Linked DNA regions of Homo sapiens: region 1 is linked to region 2. A link is an interaction called in ENCODE POLR2A ChIA-PET data of the cell type or tissue named here. Cell type or tissue: PC-9. All regions are shown on one strand. Links, peaks and the distances in the headings refer to the core of each region. The heading gives the core; the rest is flanking DNA.

Region 1 (5,371 bases), core at 45-5,044, 1.1 Mb before region 2:
TGTCTCAAAGCAGGAGCTGGTGACATAACCCAGCTTGGTGGCTCAAGTAATTTCTTTAGTCTTATGAACCAGCAACTAGGATGCTAGATTTAATTTTGTTTCTTTTCTTTTTTTTTTTAAAGCCTCTGAAAGCTCAAAAAAGAACACTAGAGAAATTGACTAGGTAATGCAGTTGGGGAGAAACAGCACAGCTTTTCTGCAGGAATCTGCTTGAAACAACTGAATTAGAGCAATAATAGAATTATTATATGGTAGGCAGTTACAGAGAAAGCAGTATTTAAATGGGGAGGGACCTTGGCCAGAGGTTCATGCTACCAGTGTCCCCTCCCTCTCTGCCTATGAGGAGAAGCCCCTTCCCACTGCAAAAGTAGGCTTACAGTTGACTGCATAATAAAGACCCCTTACCTGTTGCTCATCCTCTGACAAACACTTCCCATCCCTTTCACCACCAGGTATGAGGATGAAATCAACAAGCGTACCACTGCTGAGAATGAGTTTGTGATGCTGAAGAAGGTGCGTGTGGGTGGGAGAGAACCAGCAGCCTGCAGCTATGCTCTCTAAGCGTGGAGCTCACTTGAGTAGGGTGACGGTGTGTGCAGTGCCAATCATCCCTGTTTCCCCAGGATGTAGATGCTGCCTACATGAACAAGGTGGAGCTGGAGGCCAAGGTTGATGCACTGATGGATGAGATTAACTTCATGAAGATGTTCTTTGATGCGGTAAGAAACTTATCTAAATTTTTCACATGGGTGGGTTTTTTTTCCTCAAGTTGTCATATCACAATGAGTGAAAGATTTGAATGGAACTGACATTAAATAACACAACACAGAACCAGATGACCGACTCCAAATCTCCCTGCAGGAGCTGTCCCAGATGCAGACGCATGTCTCTGACACCTCAGTGGTCCTCTCCATGGACAACAACCGCAACCTGGACCTGGATAGCATCATCGCTGAGGTCAAGGCCCAGTATGAGGAGATTGCCAACCGCAGCCGGACAGAAGCCGAGTCCTGGTATCAGACCAAGGTGGGTGCTCTGATGACTGTCTCCTGAGTGAGGGGACACACCCATGTCTAGGATTCTAGGCCATGACGACACTAAGAATGGGGCTCCTGGAACCTGCTGAAGCCCATTGGGATGCTTTATAGGAATGGCTGTGTAGACAATTTCCATCTAAACCCAAGGACCTGAGAAATAATCTCACTCTGAATCTCACACCAGTGTCTCCAGGAGAGCAAAGGCACTAGACTAGCTCAGCCTTGGAAAAGCCTGAACCAGCCCCACACTATTTGCCACCACTTAGTACTCACTGCCTGTGAACTTTGGGAAAGTTCTTCCCATTCTCATATAAACAGAATCTTTCCTCTTTCCTGGCTGCATCAGTATGAGGAGCTGCAGCAGACAGCTGGCCGGCATGGCGATGACCTCCGCAACACCAAGCATGAGATCTCTGAGATGAACCGGATGATCCAGAGGCTGAGAGCCGAGATTGACAATGTCAAGAAACAGGTAGGGTGAGATTGAAAGAGGGCAAGGAAGGGGCCTGAGTTCTAAAAGAAACACCTACTTTGTTTTATTTTGTTTTACTTTTGCTAAACACACGCAGCTAGATCCAGTACCAGTGTTTCAGTGTCCTGCCACCCACGATGTACTGGTTTCTCTCTGGGATTCATGATAGTTTGGTTTGTCTGACCCAGAAACTCAGAAGGAGACACCTCAGGTCCCAAGCAACCCCACTCTCCTCCTTTCTATCTGTAGTGCGCCAATCTGCAGAACGCCATTGCGGATGCCGAGCAGCGTGGGGAGCTGGCCCTCAAGGATGCCAGGAACAAGCTGGCCGAGCTGGAGGAGGCCCTGCAGAAGGCCAAGCAGGACATGGCCCGGCTGCTGCGTGAGTACCAGGAGCTCATGAACACCAAGCTGGCCCTGGACGTGGAGATCGCCACTTACCGCAAGCTGCTGGAGGGCGAGGAATGCAGGTGAGTAGACAGCATGAACTCAAGATGGCCTTCAGCTGATAAAGCGAAGCTGCTCTACTGTGGGGTGTACAACACACATACATGAGATCAGTGACTTGTGCGTGATAATGACACATCATCAACACTATTTCAGTCTGACTCATGGCCATATAGCTGACCTCAACTCACTTTTCTGGTCTCTTTTCCCCCACCGGTGTTCCTGGGCACTGGCTGTCCTCCAAGCACCTGAGCAACTCAGCAATCTTCTTGACACTTGTGCCTTTTCTGCTTTTGCTCACGTCCTTTGCTCAACCTCAATATCCATGTCATGCCCACCTCCATCCACCCTTGTCCTCCAGTACCCCTTCCTTCAGGAAGGCTTTCATGTTTACTCCAGCTGAGTTAAACTCAGCTACCTTTGGATTGTCAAACTACTGTTTGCTTCAACCTCTGACATTGCCCATTGCCTACTTTCTGTTGGAGGAATTTCTGTCCGTGCCAAGTTCTCTCACAGAATGTAACTCCTACAAGGCAAAAACTGCTTTCGACATAATCACATTTTCCAAATCTCTTATACTTTCCCCATAGTGGGTGGAGAAGAATGTGAATTATAATTCTTTCCTAACAACTTGTTTCTAGGTCAATCCCTCTTCATTGGAAAATCCCTCTGGAGAGTTCTCCCTTCCTTTAACTTAAGCAGCTTTTGGGTGTACAGACTCCTGGCTTATGGAATGAACTCGAATCATGAGGATGGGAGTTAGCCACATAGACTAATGCTGTCTTTTTGGGAGCTGTTAACCCTTAATTCAATTTTTCCCCTTTCAGACTCAGTGGAGAAGGAGTTGGACCAGTCAACATCTGTAAGTAGCTTTGAACAGACATTAACAACGACAATAATATGGGATATATTTAGTGCCAACTCAGAATTCTGCTGTTTCTAGATCCAAACTTTTCCCATCCCAGCATATGGTTATTTATAATAATACACTTAGTAAGTTGTGGGTGGTGGAGGGGAAGGACAGATTGGGACAGGAAGCAATGTGGCTTATGTCTCATCTCTTAAAGGGTAAGCCATGCATCCTATGCTTCTTGGACCCTGTCCCCTGCCTTGTCCCTAGTACCTAGCTCCCCCCAGTACCTAGCTCCTCCCCTCAGTACCTAGCTCCCCTCAGTACCTAGCTCCCTGTAGTACCTAGCTCCCCTCAGTACCTAGCTCCTCTCAGTACCTAGCACCTTGCCTCTTACACTCACCCACTTTTTTAGGGACCTTAATTAAATGACAGTTCTTCCGGGCCTTGTTTGCTACTCTGTAAAGGGGGTCCAGTAGAGTGCTCCAACACCAGCAGATCAAATAAATGGGCCATGCAGGATCAGCCTGGCAGATGGTCTCACTGAGTCCTCCCTCCTTTCCCTGCAGCTGTTGTCACAAGCAGTGTTTCCTCTGGATATGGCAGTGGCAGTGGCTATGGCGGTGGCCTCGGTGGAGGTCTTGGCGGCGGCCTCGGTGGAGGTCTTGCCGGAGGTAGCAGTGGAAGCTACTACTCCAGCAGCAGTGGGGGTGTCGGCCTAGGTGGTGGGCTCAGTGTGGGGGGCTCTGGCTTCAGTGCAAGCAGTGGCCGAGGGCTGGGGGTGGGCTTTGGCAGTGGCGGGGGTAGCAGCTCCAGCGTCAAATTTGTCTCCACCACCTCCTCCTCCCGGAAGAGCTTCAAGAGCTAAGAACCTGCTGCAAGTCACTGCCTTCCAAGTGCAGCAACCCAGCCCATGGAGATTGCCTCTTCTAGGCAGTTGCTCAAGCCATGTTTTATCCTTTTCTGGAGAGTAGTCTAGACCAAGCCAATTGCAGAACCACATTCTTTGGTTCCCAGGAGAGCCCCATTCCCAGCCCCTGGTCTCCCGTGCCGCAGTTCTATATTCTGCTTCAAATCAGCCTTCAGGTTTCCCACAGCATGGCCCCTGCTGACACGAGAACCCAAAGTTTTCCCAAATCTAAATCATCAAAACAGAATCCCCACCCCAATCCCAAATTTTGTTTTGGTTCTAACTACCTCCAGAATGTGTTCAATAAAATGCTTTTATAATATAAGCTGGTGTGCAGAATTGTTTTTTTTTTCTAGGTTTACAATCAGCCTAGAGATACCATGAGGGTCAGTCTACCCAGATGTGATTGGTTCTTTTGATGATTCACAGGGAGAATGGGATAACATTTAAGGGAAAGTGGCTATTGGGGGTGGCCCAGAGACTCCAAGAAGCACAGAGATTATAAAGTCTCTGCAATGAAGGAGTCTCTGGAGGGCATTAACGGGCATGTGCATTGTACTACAATTTAGACAGATTTTAGAGCCTTTTGTTAAAGAGGGCCCTATGCAAGGTGAGATGATTTGCAAGTAGCAGCATATTTGGGCTTAAGTAAAGTTTGTAAATGAAGAATATGTTGCCTTCAGGACCTCAAAAGACCTAAAAGATGTTGGTCCTATTGTAATATTGTGGGCGCTAAGATGCTCAATAGCTATTTTTTGACAGTGTCAGGGATGGAGTAGCTCTTGGTTTACCAAATAATTTCTGAAATTTAATGTGGCAGGACTTTGCATGACCTGTGGGACAACGGCAAACCCTTTTTTTCTGAGCTCCTTGGTATCTATATGTCCTGAACGCGTGTATCAAATGCATCTCTTTGGAGGAGGATTCAGCAATGTAAATCATATCTGTACTCCTGGAGAAAGTCAGATGCATTTAAGAGCTTGACTGCAAAAATTGCATGTCATGGCAGGGCTGCTGAGGCAATCCCTGAGTATCTGGGAAAGCTGTGTCATGCCGCCTTGGTGGTGAAGCGAGTTGTGACTGAGAAGCTGTTGCAACGGGCATTCAACAGAATATTTGACAGCCAAATCCATAAGAAGGAAATATCTACCAGCTGCCAATTGGATAAGTCAATAATTTCAGTAATATTGGGTATGGAGCCTTAGTAGGCATGACCATGACATTATGGTTGTGGTAATCCACTGTGAGGCACCATTCATTTTTCCCAAGTTTAAAAATAGGCCAAATTAGGTTGTTGATGGAAAAATAATGGATATAAACAACCCTTCTCTAAATAGATCCTGTTTAATGGGCTTCACTCCTTAAAGGTCCTGTTTTAATTTACACTGGGGCATATTAACTATTTTAACTAGGGCTTGGGGAGGCCCATGGTGTCCCATTTTGCCAAACCAATTTATAAATGCCAAGGACTTGATTTAATTTTAATTTATGACTTATTGGGTTAGACTGTCCATGCCCATTGTGGGAAACGTTAGAGGATGCTATGATCGTGGGAAATTTAAGCAAGTCAGTAGTTCTGCTAATTAAAGTGAGGCATGCCTGTTTGTTCTCTATTTTTTGTTCATTAACTTCCCCAAGATTACAGGGGTACCTTG
Region 2 (5,371 bases), core at 234-5,233:
GCTTAAATGTTCTTGTACATACCTCTTGGTTTGCATCTACCAGAGTTTGTCTGGGATATAAAATGAGGAGTGGAATTGCTGGCTCAGGCTGTGTTCATTTCAAATTTTTCTTGATAATACCAAGTTGTTTCCCAAAGCCATAATGATTAAATCTCATGAGTTTAATGATTAAATCTCATGTAGTGTTTCAGTGTTCCAGTGACTCTAGATCCATGCATATTAGGATCTTAGGGCAGGAAAGAAACACTGCCTCCGGTCTCCTCATTTTATGGATGAAGGAAATGTAGATATGGGAAAGTTGTGGCCAATAAGGTGATGCCACCACTCAGCAACAGAGCCTGGCCTCGAACCCCAAGCACCCGACTCCCTCCTTACCCTGTGTTGGCTCACTTCTCTCTCTTGTCCCCTCCTTTCTCAGGCTGAGGCCCCAGCTTGTGGCCACCACAACGTATCAAGCTATCTCCAGGGTTGGGCTCAGGACTCAGAGCTGACGCAGCTGGGGTGCCCCTTGGTTCTGGAGGATGAGGCTCCTCCGCAGACGCCACATGCCCCTGCGCCTGGCCATGGTGGGCTGCGCCTTTGTGCTCTTCCTCTTCCTCCTGCATAGGGATGTGAGCAGCAGAGAGGAGGCCACAGAGAAGCCGTGGCTGAAGTCCCTGGTGAGCCGGAAGGATCACGTCCTGGACCTCATGCTGGAGGCCATGAACAACCTTAGAGATTCAATGCCCAAGCTCCAAATCAGGGCTCCAGAAGCCCAGCAGACTCTGTTCTCCATAAACCAGTCCTGCCTCCCTGGGTTCTATACCCCAGCTGAACTGAAGCCCTTCTGGGAACGGCCACCACAGGACCCCAATGCCCCTGGGGCAGATGGAAAAGCATTTCAGAAGAGCAAGTGGACCCCCCTGGAGACCCAGGAAAAGGAAGAAGGCTATAAGAAGCACTGTTTCAATGCCTTTGCCAGCGACCGGATCTCCCTGCAGAGGTCCCTGGGGCCAGACACCCGACCACCTGAGTAAGTAGCACCCAGAGTCCTTGTGGGGAGACCAGGGCTTTGCTAAAGGCATGGCTAGTATGGCCAGGGCCATAGATCAAGGGCCAGAGAAAGAGTTGAAGGGAATTTTATAATATGGGCAAGGATCTCCTCTATGCCTCACTTCTTTCCCAGAACAACTGTGCTGATCCCAGGGGTTGTGATTCAAGGGTATTATGGTCAGGCCAGAGGCCCAGGGAGACCTGTGAGAGTGAAATGCAATTATGAAAGTGAGATGATGTGGAAGAAGGAACTCAGCCTGGCACCAGGACCTGGCACGGGGTGACTGGGGAGACCTGATACCAAGCTGTGGTTTCAGTAGCTTTCTCCTCTACTGAGGCCTGCTCCAGAGACTGTGGGACTCTAATGCTGAGCTGTTTGGGGGGGGGGTGGGCATTTCTTAACAGCAACCCTGGTGGTTAGGAATATCCTCACACCTGGTTTCCTCCAGTGAAGGCCCACAAGGCCGGAATTGATTCCAACCTTTATCTGAAGTTGTTTATAGCCTCAATCTTGCACAATGAGATCTCACTTAGATCTTTGAGTGGCAGCCCCCTCCCTCTAACGCCCCCATGGCTGCATTCCCATGATCCTCAAGTTAAAGACAGTGTGTCTTCCCCACTTAGCCTTTGTCTTTTCCAGGTCAAGTGTTATACCCTATTTGGCCTTTTCTCAAATGGCAGCCCTCATCCCCAGATTTCGTGAGTCTTTAGGGCTGTGAACCTGAGGTTCTTGAGACTTGAGCCAAGTATGATAGCCCTAGAACAAGGGGCCACTTGAAGCTATCAGGAATTCCTCAGCAGAGAAGGGCACTGGGGCCAGGCACAGTGGCTCATGCCTATAATCCCAGCACTATGGAAGGCTGAGGTGGGTGGATCTCTTGAGGCCAGGAGTTCAAGACCAGCCTGGCCAACATGGTGAAAGCCTGTCTCTACTAAAAATACAAAAAAATTAGCCCGGCATGGTAGTGGGTGCCTGTAATCCCAGCTACTCAGAAGGCTGAAGGACAAGAATCGCTTGAACCTGGGAGGTGGAGGTTGCAGGGAGCTAAGATCATACCACTGCACTCCAGCCTGAGTGACAGAGCAAGACTCTGTCTCAAAAAAAACAGACAGAGAGAAGAGCACTGGGTGTGACAGCAGCCAGAGGAGGAAGACAGGGAATCTCTCTGGAGGGTCCCCAAGAAATCCTCTGACCAGCAGAGGAGGTCAAGGAAAGGGTGTGAGGTCACATGATTCCTTGAGATCCAGGATTCACACATTCCCACCCCAACCCTGAGATAGAGTGTCAAGAAGGTAGCAGCATGGCCAAGTGCCACAGAGTAGCTGGAGTGGATGAAGTTGGAAGAAAGGTTGCAGGAAATTGACTGTGATAGTGGTGTCAAATCACAGGGAGTTAATGAGAAAATGGATTAGAGAGGAACTGTACGCTGTAAAGGGAAGAGCCTTTTCTTCTCATTGAGTATGGAAATCATAGTCACTTTTCTCAGATGTCAAATTTGGCCTTTATTACCTACCCCTCTGGGACCTCTGGATTGGATTACATTTTATGCAGTTCACATATTACGGAGGAAGAGAGCCAGCCCTGGGAACTCCTAGCCTGAGAGCAGATAGCAGATGAAGGAAGGGGGTGGAGGAGCCTCAGCATCACAGCTGGGGCACTGAGCCAGCTCTGTGGGGATGGATTTTGGAGTGGTTTGGCTAGAACCTGTGCAAAGGCTCAGGGTGGGTGGCAGATACCGGGGAAGACAGGAACAGGGAACAGCTGTTCCCACCTGCTATAGAGAATGTAGGCTGTGGTTCAGAGGAGTGGAGGATGGTCTGGGGGAGTCTCTGGATGGGGCCCTCCCCACACCTGGTACTCCCAGGGACCAGGAGAACTTTGTCCGTACTTTCATACTTCCAGGTGTGTGGACCAGAAGTTCCGGCGCTGCCCCCCACTGGCCACCACCAGCGTGATCATTGTGTTCCACAACGAAGCCTGGTCCACACTGCTGCGAACAGTGTACAGCGTCCTACACACCACCCCTGCCATCTTGCTCAAGGAGATCATACTGGTGGATGATGCCAGCACAGAGGGTGAGGCTGGAGGGGCCCAGAGGAGGGGGCCGGGGTCTCCCCTGGGCACTCAAAGGAGGAGGGCAGTTCCTTTCAAGGGAGCAGGCACCACCTCATGAGCCTGTTGCCTGACATCACAGCTCATCTTAAAGGCCAGGAGCAGGAAGAAGTCAGGTAGGGGCAGGTAGACCATGCTTCCTTCACACCTCAGCCAAAGAGCTCCAAGAGCTTTTCAGCTCTGGCTTCAAGACTCCCTGAACGCTGCCAAGGCCAACCCTAACTCAGAAATGCTGGGAGAGACAGGGCAGAGGGTAGGGACAGGCCTTCACCTCTGTTTCCTACCCGCTGGGCCACTCTTCTGCTCTTGAAGACTCCCCAACCAGCCCTTTTTGCCATAGCTGTTGATAGGTAAGTGGGGTTGCTCACCAAACTTCCAGCCTTCAATTCCACAAACATCTACTGAGTACTGTGTGCCTGGCTCTGACCCAGGCAGAGGGGATGCCATGACAAAGGAGACAGACCCTGCCCTGAAAATACTAAAAACCCCCATAGGTCAGAAGCCTTTTTTTTTTTTTTTTTTTTGAGATGGAGTTTCGCTCTTGTTGCCCAGGCTGGAGTACAATGGTGTGATCTCAGCTCACCACAACCTCCGCCTCCCAGGTTCAAGCGATTCTCCTGCCTCAGCCTCCCTAGTAGCTGGGATTACAGGCATGTGCCACCACACCCAGCTAATTTTGTATTTTTAATAGAGATGGGGTTTCTCCATGTTGGTCAGGTTGGTCTCGAACTCCCGAACTCAGGTAATCTGCCTGCTCCAGCCTCCCAAAGTGCTGGGATTACAGGCATGAGCCACCGTGCCCGGCCAGAAGCCTCTTACAACACTAGCCACAGTGCTGTGGCAGTGATGCACCTGTAACAGGTGTGAAAGGGCATGGACTGCAGAGTCCAACACCTAGGAATTCAAATCCCAGCTCTGACCCTTCCTAGCTCTGTGACCTTGGACAAGCATTTGGCCTCCCTGAACCTGTTTCCTCTTCAAAAAATGGGGGCAGACCGGGCACAGTGGCTCAAGCCTGTAATTTCAGCACTTTGGGAGGCTGAAGCGGACAGATCACTTGAGGTCAGGAGTTTGAGACCAGCCTGGCCAACATGGTGAAACCCCATCTCTACCCAAAATACAAAAAATAATTAGCCAGGTGTGGTGGTGCGCGCTTGTAGTCCCAGCTGCTCGGGAGGCTGAGGCACAAGAATCACCTGAACCCGGGAGGCGTAGGCTGCAGTGAGCCAAGATGGCACCACTGCTTTTCTGCCTGAGAGACAGAGTGAGACTCCTTCTCAAAAAAACAAAACAAAAAAAAGGACTGGGCGTGGTGGCTCACGCCTGTAATCCTAGCACTCTGGGAGGCCGAGGCAGGCAGATTGCTTAAGGTCAGGAGTTCGAGACAGCCCGGCCAATATGGTGAAACCCCGTATCTACTAAAAATACAAAAATTAGCCAGGCGTGGCAGAGCATGCCTGTAGTCCCAACTACTCGGGAGGCTGAGGCAGGAGAATCGCTTGAACCCAGGAGGCGGAGGTTGCAGTGAGCCGAGATCATGTTACTGCACTCCAGCCTGGGCTACAGAGTGAGACTCCATCTCAAAAAAAAAAAAAAAGAGCAGTTGAGTCCCTTACATGGTGGGTGAGGGATATGAGATAGGTCATAAATGAGATTCATGTGCCACAGAGTGGCTGGCATCAAGTAAGAGTGTCACAAGCATGCATTCCATTTTATTCATGGTACGAGAACAATGCACCATGGAGTATGTAGCCAGGAGGTGCCATTTCTGCCTGGCGTGGCTAGGGCTGGTCTGCAGTGGAAGCCAGATTGGAGCTGGGCCTTAAAGGATGAGTGTCTAAGAGAGAAGAGTGGATGAAGGGCATTCCCACAAGAGAATGGCATAAGCACAGTCCTAAAGACATGAATGTGTTTGTTAAAGAGATCTGGTGTGGCTGAAGCTTAGGTTTGTTTAGGAAATGAGACTTAAAAGATGTTAAATTGGCCAGGGACAGTGGCTCACCCCTGTAATCCCAGCACTTAGGGAGGCCGAGGCGGGTGGATCACTTGAGCCCAGGAGTTCAAGACAGCCTGGGCAACATGTCAAGACCTTTTTTCTATAAAAATTACAAAAATTAGCCTGGCATGACGGCATGTGCCTGTAGTCCCAGCTACTCGGGAGGCTGAGCCAGAGCATGACCCTGTCTCAAAAAAAAAAATGTTGAATTGACATTCATGTCATGCTAA

Evidence for each region. ChIA-PET counts read pairs that join two places held together with the same protein. Peaks named below come from ENCODE experiments on the same cell type or tissue, not always from the same donor. Only the 100,000 strongest peaks of a DNase experiment are listed, where the experiment ranks them.
Region 1: POLR2A ChIA-PET joins it to region 2 with 6 read pairs; 2 of 35 experiments call an interaction of 5 or more read pairs at or near these places.

Annotation. Positions count from the first base shown.
Region 1 is chr12:52,513,245-52,518,615 of GRCh38, reverse strand. It overlaps KRT5 (keratin 5), which reads left to right. Exons shown (of 9, transcript NM_000424.4): 3 at 453-513; 4 at 624-719; 5 at 862-1,026; 6 at 1,384-1,509; 7 at 1,759-1,979; 8 at 2,784-2,818; 9 at 3,376-4,041. The coding sequence ends at 3,674. Among named protein-coding and RNA genes, the nearest start is that of KRT5, 4.5 kb to the left of the region's middle. RefSeq lists enhancers at 1-334, 1,344-2,543. In PC-9, for the core only: no CTCF peak of the experiment used is centred there; DNase peaks (open chromatin) are centred at 2,055 and 4,625; H3K4me3 peaks cover 192 bases.
Region 2 is chr12:51,374,932-51,380,302 of GRCh38, reverse strand. It overlaps GALNT6 (polypeptide N-acetylgalactosaminyltransferase 6), which reads left to right. Exons shown (of 12, transcript NM_007210.4): 3 at 419-1,012; 4 at 2,936-3,108. The coding sequence starts at 522. Among named protein-coding and RNA genes, the nearest start is that of GALNT6, 14 kb to the left of the region's middle. RefSeq lists enhancers at 49-548, 549-1,050. In PC-9, for the core only: no CTCF peak of the experiment used is centred there; no DNase peak of the experiment used is centred there.